Linked DNA regions of Mus musculus: region 2 is linked to region 1. Evidence: chromatin loops called from intact Hi-C (ENCODE). Cell type or tissue: left cerebral cortex. All regions are shown on one strand.

Region 1 (5,000 bases):
CAGTGGGAGTATAGCCATCAGGAATCTCCTAACACAGACTGATGATGTGCTAAGTGGCTGGCCATATTCAAGAACATCTTTGCTACCCTCTATTACCCTTACAAAGTATAACATCTCCCTTCCTTCTAGTTATGGTCTATGTATGACTTCTGCAATTGGTAAATGTGCCAAGAAATGGGGGGCAGGAAAGCTTGGGAGCTGGCTCAGTGGGTAAAGCGCCTGCAAATGTGAACAACAGAGTTCAAATCCCCAGTACTCATGTGAGCGCTCTGTGGATGGGACGGCTGCCAGCACGTGGGAAGTAGCCACAGGAATCCTGGAGTAAGTGTCAAGCTACTACAGCAGGAATGTATGAGCTTGGGTTCAGCAAGAGACTCTATCTCAACGAATGAAAGAGGAAAATGATAAGCAAAGATTCTTGATATCAACTTCAGGCCTCTACACAGATATGCGCGCACACACACAAAAACACATATGTATGTATATATACACATACATGTGCAAAAATAAAAAGGAATTGAAGTATTGAAGTAAAAAGTAAGTGGTGTGGCTATGTGGAACAGTCATAAAATACCTAGAGATGCTAGGCACAGTACTTATTGACAACCATCAACCACAGGGAACAAATCACTTAACTTCAACTGCCCTTCCTGGTTGTTTGGGCAAGAAGCTATTACAATGCTAGTGTGAGAAACTTAACTGTATTTAAGTCACTTCTATTCTTAAGAAGTAAGACTTGGGGTGCTTCTTGCTCTCCTTTGTATCTAAGACATCACTCATAGTATGAAAAACCAGGAGATCTAGAACATGTGGGAAATAGATGTTCAGTTCTTGGAAAATATGGGAGTTGAGAAGCCACCATATTCTGAGACCACGCCTCTGTTAATGAGGCCTCTACATAACTGCTATTGTGAGCTTTTGTTGATTGAAGACCACTTTATAAAATGGGTCATATTCCTGCTTCACTGGTATTTTAGGGCACGATCTTCAACTCAGGCTATGCTAGATACTGGAGATATGATGATGGAAGAATATGTTTTCATAGAGTTTGCAATCTATCCAGGAAAATAAATACATGACTAAGGAGTTATGATGGAGCTTATAATTGTAGCACAGCAAAAAGGAACAGGTTCCAGTAACCAGGAGCACACACTGACATTCTGGACTGGGAAACACTCTGATGTGTTAATGAAGCTGAAGATATCTACCATATAGACCCCATCCTCAGTGTTTACCAAGATGGTTTATACGGTGTTGTAAACTCAGAATGTAATGACACTTTGTTCTTAGAATAAAGTGAAGCCCTGAAGAATCTTGTGAATTCATTTAATAAATACCTCCCATTTTCCTTTCTGAGAGGCCTTTTGTTTCTGCATTTAACACCATCATAAACATATCTGTGCCCTCTTGAATATTTTTTTAATTAGCTAATTGAGGAAAAATGTCTTTGAATACTGAACAAGAAACAATGGATTCAGATCACCTAGAAAATGTATTAGGGAATATTGAGGCAAATATTAGCAGCTCTCAGTGAACACACAGGAGCTTTTGATGCCAGGAGAGCCCTCCTTCTCTTGCTATAGTCTATACTTCAATCCAATCTTACCTTAGCTTAAATAATTCATATGGAGAACAATAGGCCTGCCCATGTTAATGATGCATCAAAAAGAAAATGGCTTGGGGTGGAAAGATGGCTCAGTGGTTAAGAGCACTGGCTGCTCTTGCAGAAAACCCAGACTTGGTTCCCAGTACACACATAGTGACTCACAACAATCCGTGACTCTATTTCATGAGCTCCAATGTTTTCTTCTGTCCTTTGTGGGCATCAGGAGGGTATGTGGTGCATAAACATAGATAAAAGCAAAATGCTCATACACGTGAAAAATAAAAATTATGAATAAATAAACCGAGGAGGAAGAATACATAATAAAAATGCATCATGAAATTCACAAATAGTTAATAAAATATTAATTTACAAAGCAAATAGATACAGTAGGTACGCAGAACAGAATATGCACATGTGATTCTCCATTTGCTCTTCTTTGAATGTGTATCAGTTGCTTTTCTCATTGTTTAAATCAGGAACAGGACAGGAAGCATCTAAAGTGAGGATGGACTCGGTCTGACTTACAGTTTGAAGGTATGGTCCACCGTGGTGGGGAAGTATTTGAGACTGTGAGCCGCACAGGGCTGTGGCTGCGGAAACATGGTGGGGTGTTACATCTCTACAGGAAACGAAGCTGGGCAGGACAGGAAGACAGGGACCACTATAAACCTCAAGCCACTCCTCCAGCTAGCCCCACCTCTCAGAGACTCTGAAACCTCCCAGTAGAGTACCACCAGCTGGGTTTCAGTATTCAAACACATGAATTAACAAAAGCAGGCTGTCTGCTTTAATGCATCCCATTCAGGTTCTCTTTCATCGCACAGTAAGAGGCGAGCGGAGGGAAGGCAATAGGTAGTCCTAGTCCAATAAAACAAAATAAAATTATAAAATAAAGAGCACAAATGTTCTGTGTCAATTTTGTTTGATAGCCCAGTGTCTTCAGAATGAGAGCTCTGCAGTTTCCAGAGGGCTGTAGACTAGAATTAGTCTCTCGCCATCTGCTGGATTGAGACCGGCTTTGCAGTGCTTCGGTTCCGTGGTGAGGAAAGGATTATAGGACACATTTAATGTCTTTCCTGCTGCCGGCCAGAGATAGAGTACGCCCTTGTTTCTCAACTTGTAGTCGTTTCCTGTGAGTGCAGTGTCTCTTCCCCTTTGTCTTTACTGCTACAAAGTCAGACTCAAATGAAAATTCCATTTATGTTTCGAACCTGACGTGTATAAAACATGGCCTCTACAGACAAATGATATTCAGGGAGATGATGGTGCTTTGGGCTTGAGCTTCACCCTCAAGCTTGTTTAGATGACTGTGTTCAGCCAGGGGGCAAAATGTGCTCAAAAATCCAAACTACTGATCTTGTTTTGTCTTGTCTTTTTTTTTTTTAACTCCTCTTTGCTTTTTCTTTTCTTTTCTTCTCTTCTCCTCTCCTCTCCTCTCCTCTCCTCTCCTCTCCTCTCCTCTCCTCTCCTCTCCTCTCCTCTCCTCTCCTCTCCTCTCCTCTTTTCTTTTTTTCCTTGCAAACATCTTGTAGATAAAACCTTGTGTTCTCGCAAGGTTTATTCTCACAAATGCACTGTATGTGATCTGAGAAAGAAGATATCTCAGTAAAGAAGTGGACTAGCCGAACAAGGGACACTTATATTATCAGGTTTATGGGAAAATCAAATATATATATATATAACTTTTGAGAGATAATTAGGCTGTTTTTAAAATCAAATAATTGTTTGTTCACAGGGTGGGATGAAGTTGAAGACCACTTCCTCGTGGTACATAGACGGAGGTAGGGTCAGTGCTGTTTTAGGGAAGGGAATATTGAGTATGAGGAGATGGTGCTCAGGGATGAGAGACTTCATGGGCTTTAGACTTGGAGGCGCAGGCACATTTACATGACAAACAAATGTTGCCAGTAGTTTTTGTTTGTTTGTTTAATTGATTGATTGGTTTTTAAAAGATAGTGGCCTTCTACGTTTGAAGCCCAGATTCCAACCCAGCATTTATCTGCCCCAGCCTCCCAGGAAGCTGTGCTGCAGAAGCCTGGGGTAGCCTCCCTCAGCCTTGAAGCAGGCTGGTCCAGACTTTGATCTTGCTGCCACTAAGAAGGAGATTACTTAGGGTAGAGCCTTCTGACCTTGATGGCTCTATTTGCTCTTCTCCAAGACTCTGCTTCCCGCTGAAAGGTCCTTGAGATGTTCCAGAGACACACCCTGTAGATCGCCTACGGGCTGGCTCCAGGCACCAAGAATGGGCTGGCGGGGGATGGGCCTACCTTCTTTATAAGCAAGGACTCTCAGTAAACCTCAGGGTCTTTGAACAGCAAGGTTTGTCTTGGCCACGTTCTTTTCTCGCTGTCTGATCAGGGGAACCCAGTTTCATGTGGCTGCAGGCGGCTACAGCCTGGTGCCCTGCTCAGTTGGCTAGAATGATTTCTATGCTAAAGACTTGCTACCAAGGTCACTTTTCACTTTGTTTCCCCTTTCCTACCCTAGCTCTCACTAACCCAGCAGGCACTTTCTATGTAACCCAGGCTAGCCTCAAATTCATGGCAATGCTCCTATATAGTGTCCTAAGCCTGGGGGCAGGAACAACAATACCTTAGCCCTTTGTCAGTTTGTGGAAATGCCCACTGTACTTCCTACTAGACATGCAGGTTCCACAGAGACAAGTTATGAACAGACATGGATTTGAGGCAAGAATTTGTGGGGTCTTTTGGAAAACACCAAGTCAGACAGCAGGCTATCAATTCATTCTCTGATGGAGGTCAGAGGTCAGCTGGAAAGGCAGCTTGAGAGAGTGTAGGTCTAGAGTCTGGGGACCTAAGAACTGACAGCTTGCTGCAATTTTGTTATGTAAGACCAGTTATTCAAGAACAGATCAGTTAAATCTCACATTTCCTTCTTGTCTGTCACTGGGGTTAGCCACTCTCACAGATGTAGATGACAAGAGGAAGGCAGCTGTAACGGAATACAGTGTTATATCTTGGGAAAACTTCTGTTTTTGCCCATTTTCAGTTAACTTCGGTACTGGGTCACATTAGAGATGTCATCCCAACACCTCATCATGTTATATAACTTGATCGAGAAGAGAGTGAGTTGTACGAGACTTGGGATAGAAGTAGAAAATATATGTTTGAACAACTATGGGTGAAAACTCTGAAATGAGACAATTTCTAAAGGTCACTTATTATTAGAACAACCCTTAACATGTTTGGGAGAGTAATAGAAAGGGCATATGAGCAAATGAAGGGTAAGGAAGTAAATTCTATCTTTGCTAATAGCTGCCACTTGTATCATTGTATGTACATCCATGATGCCTTAGAAGGATATTCCTTTGTGCCAATAAATGGCAGGAATAGAACAGTTTCTTCTCTTAGCAGACATGATCCATTGTGCAGTC
Region 2 (5,000 bases), 200 kb before region 1:
CATATTGGCTGTTCTTGGCATTGCTTTCATCTCAGGCCATTTATTTATTTTTTGCTCCATCTCGATGGTCTATTAGAAGAAGTACTTGTTGCCCGTAGACTGTGATCAATAATCACATGTGATAATTTAACTAATTATTTCTCATTACAATATCTTCATTTTATTGGCAATAACAATTTCCCTGCTTTTTGAGCCAAGCCATATCAAATAAATCTTTATTTTATAGGGTAAAATTTTATTTCTTTTTTATTACCTAAACATATTAGTGTGCCAATCGGATTTTTTCAACATGCTCTTAGCCCTGGGAATTTCTGTACTTTTAAAAAACATCTCCCTTCACTCTTGACACCCACCCCAGTTTAGATGCATACTTAAACTTTTTGTGTATGAGTATAAATATAAATTGCTCTAGAATGCTTTTCCTTTGTGTTTCCTCCTCTCTGAATGTGTGTATTCTTTCTCTGGTTGTCCAGAGTAACAAACAGTAATTTACTTGATTATATATTCAGTTGTATCTCAACCTGTGGCTGGGAAAAGACAATAATCATTTTGGTACATTCCTTAAATTGCTATATATGGTATTTATTAAATATGTTTCAATGAAAATATCTTTGAAGAGTTTCCTCCTCATTGCATTCGGTGATTTGATGTCTATAAATTTCACAATTTTTCAAAACATTTCATTTCCCATTCTAAACATACTGACATTCAACATGTATTTGTGGAATAAATAAATGAGTTTAATTGGTTTCATTCAAACCTTTGTGTAATATCAATATAAGATTTGCCATATTTGTATTATGTTCTTTTTTCCTCTTAGTAATACTGAGTACTGTGGTTTATTTATATGGATGTCTTCCAATCAAATGTGGTTGGTTACTCCTGTAACCTTTGTGCCACTACTGCACCAGCATATCTTGGAGGCAGGTTGCTTTGTCTGAGGCCAGATCTCAGTGTTTGTGCTTGGGAGGTGCTGATGATTACGTTTCTCGTCCTCTCATAGTGTGCAGAGCACCTTAACCTTAGCCATTAGGGATGGAACTTCTAGTTGAGCACCAGTTTAATGTTCAATAATATAAGTAGTGTCTTCAGCAGTAGGGATTTGCTATCAGGTTGTAGAGATCAAGTAACAATAGTCTGTGATACTTGAAGGGTTGTATGGAATCTGTCCAGTGACTCAACAGGAGAGAACCCATTTGTAGCACTGGAGTTTTCACTTGGTGAGATAAGCTATCTAGTTGAGGCATTGTCTCCCCCAGTATATGGGGGAGTAAATATATTCTATTTCATTTCCTTGCATATTGTATTTGCTTTAAAGAGCCTCTATGCTTGTAGATTTCTGTTGTAACACAGTCCCCAGAATGCTGTTTTCTTAGTGAGGAGAATTGGTGAAGAGAATTCTGAGTGCTTGGGAGACTATAAGACAACAAGACAAGAGTCTTGGAGCTCAGTTTCTTCAGAACACAGAACTTGCTTTTGGACTGCTTCGTGCTCCTCCCAGGTGTAGTGAATAGGAGTGAGTTTATTTCAGCTTATCCATCACAGCTAACTATTGTTATTTGTTTATTACCACCAAGGAAAAGACATTTTTGACATGTGCAGCTTTCCTTGCAATTGGACTCTTTACTCTTGTGATTCTTAACTCTTACAGTTTAAATTTTCTGATGTTCTGAATAAAGTTAGCTATTGCATGAGAACTTAGTCTACCTTCTTTTTAGGTTCTGTTATCCCAGGCCCCTGTAGAGTGGTAAACAGTTTTTCCATATATTTTTTGAAGGGGTCTTTAGTGTTAGTTGTCTTCTCTATATTTCCCACCCCCATTAGACTTTTTTTTCACTAGCATCTTAACTTCACCTTCAGATTCGTTCATTAGCCTATTAAAGCCAGTCCTGGGCTTGGCTCCTGTCTGCCTTGTTTCTGAGGCTTACTTACTTACTGGAGTTACACAAAATAGTTGTCTTTCTTCTTTTCTTTTTAACTTATGTTCCTAACTTTGAAAAATGGAATATTTGTCTTTTTGAGTCCTAGTTACCTCACGCAGGATAATTTTTGCTATGTTTGTCCATTTTCTTGCAAATTTCATTTTTCTTAACAGCTGAATAATATTCCATTGTGTAACTATAAAACATTTTCACTATTCAACCATTAGCTTATGGACATCTATAATGTTTCTAAATTTTGGTGATTATATAGAGAGCAGCAATGGACATGAATGAGCAAATATCAACGTCTGAGTGGTGTCTTAGTCAGTGTTTCTATTCGTACACAAAACATCATGGCCAAGAAGCAAGTTGGGGAGGAAAGGGTTTATTCAGCTTACACTTGCACATTGCTGTTCATCACCAAAGGAAGTCATGACAGGAACTCAAGCAGGTCAGGAACTTGGAGGCTGAAGTGGATGCAGAAGCCATGGAGGAGTTCTGTTTACTGTCTTTCTTCCCCTGGCTTTCTTATAGAATCAAAGAATACTAGCCCAGGGATGGCACTACCCATGATGGGCTAGGCCCTCAGTGCTTGATCACTATTTGAGAAAATACCTTACAGCTGGATCTCTTGGAGGCATTTCCTCAAGGGAGGCTCCTTTGATTACTCCAGCTTGTGTTAAGTTGATACACAAAACTAGGAAGTACAAGTGTTATAGTCGAATCTTGAGGTAGATGGAGACTCAGCTTCGTGAGGAACCTGTACTCTGATTTCCATAGTAGCTGTACCAGTTTTCACTCCCACCAGCAATGACTAGTTCTTAGGCAGATGGATGGAACTAGAGAATCTGTGAATATTCTTAAAGTTACTGAGTTCCGGCGAGGGAGCGAGTGCGCGCATGCGCCCTCAGCTTCGGCTGCCCAGGGCGGCGTTTCCGCGGCGGCTTTCACTTCCTCCTTGTCGGAGCTGTATCCGGGTCGCTGTTCTCCCTATTGTCTCTGACAGAAGGCCCTCCGCTGTGCAAATTCTGGGTCTTTTGTTGCTTCTGGTGCAGGCTAATAAAGTTTTCTTTTTATTTCCAGTTTTTACCGGGGCAGTTCCCCTCGCAGGGCGGCCGGTTCGGGCCTAGCGCCCCTGGCCGGGGAGCGCGGGGGAAGGGGCGCCGGGCGGGCGGGCGGGCGGGCGCGGGGCGTGGGGAGGGACAGTAGCCCACCCCCGGGGTCGCCCCTGCTCGGTCGGCGCAGCGCCCTGCCTCGGTAGCTGCTCTCCGACCGGTCTCCTTGGTCCTCTGCGCGTCCCTGCTGCCTTGCCTCTCGCAGCCTTCCCTAGCTCTCCAAACGACCACCTCACGGATTCCTTAGTAAGTGTCTCCGAGGCCTCAGCCCCGCGCCACTTCTCCTTTCAAGTCAGGCGGTGCTGAGCAGGGAGGGCCGGGTGGGTCCTGCAGGACAGACAGACAGACGGACCCTTGCTGGAAGCTGCTCCGTGGTCCCTTGGCTTCCGAGATAGCGTGCGTGGCCGTACGTTGTCTGAGTGAGGGATTACCGAGTGGTCAGAAGTTAGGCGGGGGTCTGCGAGGATGTGGGCTGTTTGCATTGGTCCTGGCCTAACGTCAGGGGCAGCCAGGCTCTCTGCATCCAGCGCCCCCAAACCCAACTTTTCCCACCAAGCTCAGTGTGGAGAAGTCAATTGGAGATTCCGTGCAGTGCACGAAGTCATTTCTATTTCCCCCAGCATCACAGTTCTCCCTGTTTGGTGAGATTGTAAAATGATTGTAATTTTTTCTCTTAACAGTGGATCGCAGCTCCAAGAGGAGGCAGGTGAAGCCTTTGGCCGCTTCTCTCCTGGAAGCTCTTGATTATGATAGTTCAGATGACAGTGATTTTAAAGTTGGAGATGCTTCAGGTAAATGTTTGCTTTCTCTCCCTTTCACAGCTTTCTGCCGTTCACTGCATTTTTAACTTTTTAATTTTTTTTTGAGACTTTTGATTAAAATGTTCATTTACTGTGCACACAAACCATTTATTTTGGTCATTTAATTTCTCACATTAACCTAAGAACCTCTCATTAGAACCTACTATGGCTTCTGCTTCCGTCCAGATTTACTCAGATGGTTAGCTGGTAGGGAGGAAGCCTTATTCAAAAAGGAGAAACATTTTTCCCAATCTATACCCTAAACTATATTTATGCTTATATACTCGAGTGAAGACTTGAGGTACCCCAGATGTAGAAGAGTATATTATGAATAATATGGACCACAATATTCTTGCGCAGTGTTACTCCCATATCAGCCCCCTAGGCATACTTAGGGGAGTTCTTTTTGTGCACGAGCTCGCTAACAATGAAGCCCAAGGAAACCTTGTGCTTTAAAACAGCAGGTACCGTGGCCCAGTGCCTTGAGTGCTTGCTTATTCCAGTTAGTGATGTGAAGAGGTGGTGAACTTGTATGTTCACATAGTTTAAAAGCAGAGAGGGAACATTAGAGGTTTTCTTTGTGCATTCTTCTTCTGTGTACTTAATGTATTAAGTTTCAGTTAAGGCAACCCGAGAAACAGAATGATACAGGCTGTTGTATCTGCAAAGCATCAGTGGACACCTGAACATTAAGACCTTTTTGTATTTCGCTCCCATTGATGAACATTTAGATAAAGTATAAGATAAAAGCCTGTCTGAGTTCAGCTCTTCTGAGGCTCTTATCTTGAAGCAGTGGGAGCATACGCAGGGCCTTTCACAGGCTCTGCTGCTAGACCACACTTGCAGTCCGTCTGACATAGTTTAATATCCCATCATGCACCAGCCCCTCTGACATGTTACCGTCCCATCAGGCAGTCTGAGAGTTTGGAACGTCTTGCTCCTTTTCTCCGACACTCTCACCTCTCTTTTTAAAGGTGGTGAGAAGAGATGAAATTAGTTTGCATCAGCCAGGTACTCCTGGCACATGCCTTTAATCCTAGCAGTGGGGAGGAACTCTGCGAGTTGGAAGGCAGCCAGGGCTACAGAGTCAAACCTTGTCTTAGAAAACAAACAAAAAATTCCTTGGATTGTGTTACTCTTAACAGCATCAGCAGACAGTTTGC

Evidence for each region. Hi-C counts contacts between places; a loop is a spot of excess contacts. Peaks named below come from ENCODE experiments on the same cell type or tissue, not always from the same donor. Only the 100,000 strongest peaks of a DNase experiment are listed, where the experiment ranks them.
Region 2: it touches region 1 in a loop (2.7-fold over the local background); 3 of 42 quality-filtered maps call a loop at or near these places.

What each region holds. Positions count from the first base shown.
Region 1 is chr6:12,122,954-12,127,953 of GRCm38, forward strand. No RefSeq gene overlaps it. Among named protein-coding and RNA genes, the nearest start is that of Gm35961, 42 kb to the right of the region's middle. In left cerebral cortex, a CTCF peak has its summit at 2,609 (motif pointing left); DNase peaks (open chromatin) are centred at 286 and 2,624.
Region 2 is chr6:11,923,010-11,928,009 of GRCm38, forward strand. Phf14 (PHD finger protein 14) reads left to right here and starts at 2,872. Exons shown (of 18, transcript NM_001168382.2): 1 at 2,872-3,283; 2 at 3,718-3,828. The coding sequence starts at 3,283. In left cerebral cortex, no CTCF peak of the experiment used is centred here; DNase peaks (open chromatin) are centred at 2,825, 3,316 and 3,510; H3K4me3 peaks cover 2,092 bases; H3K27ac peaks cover 1,555 bases.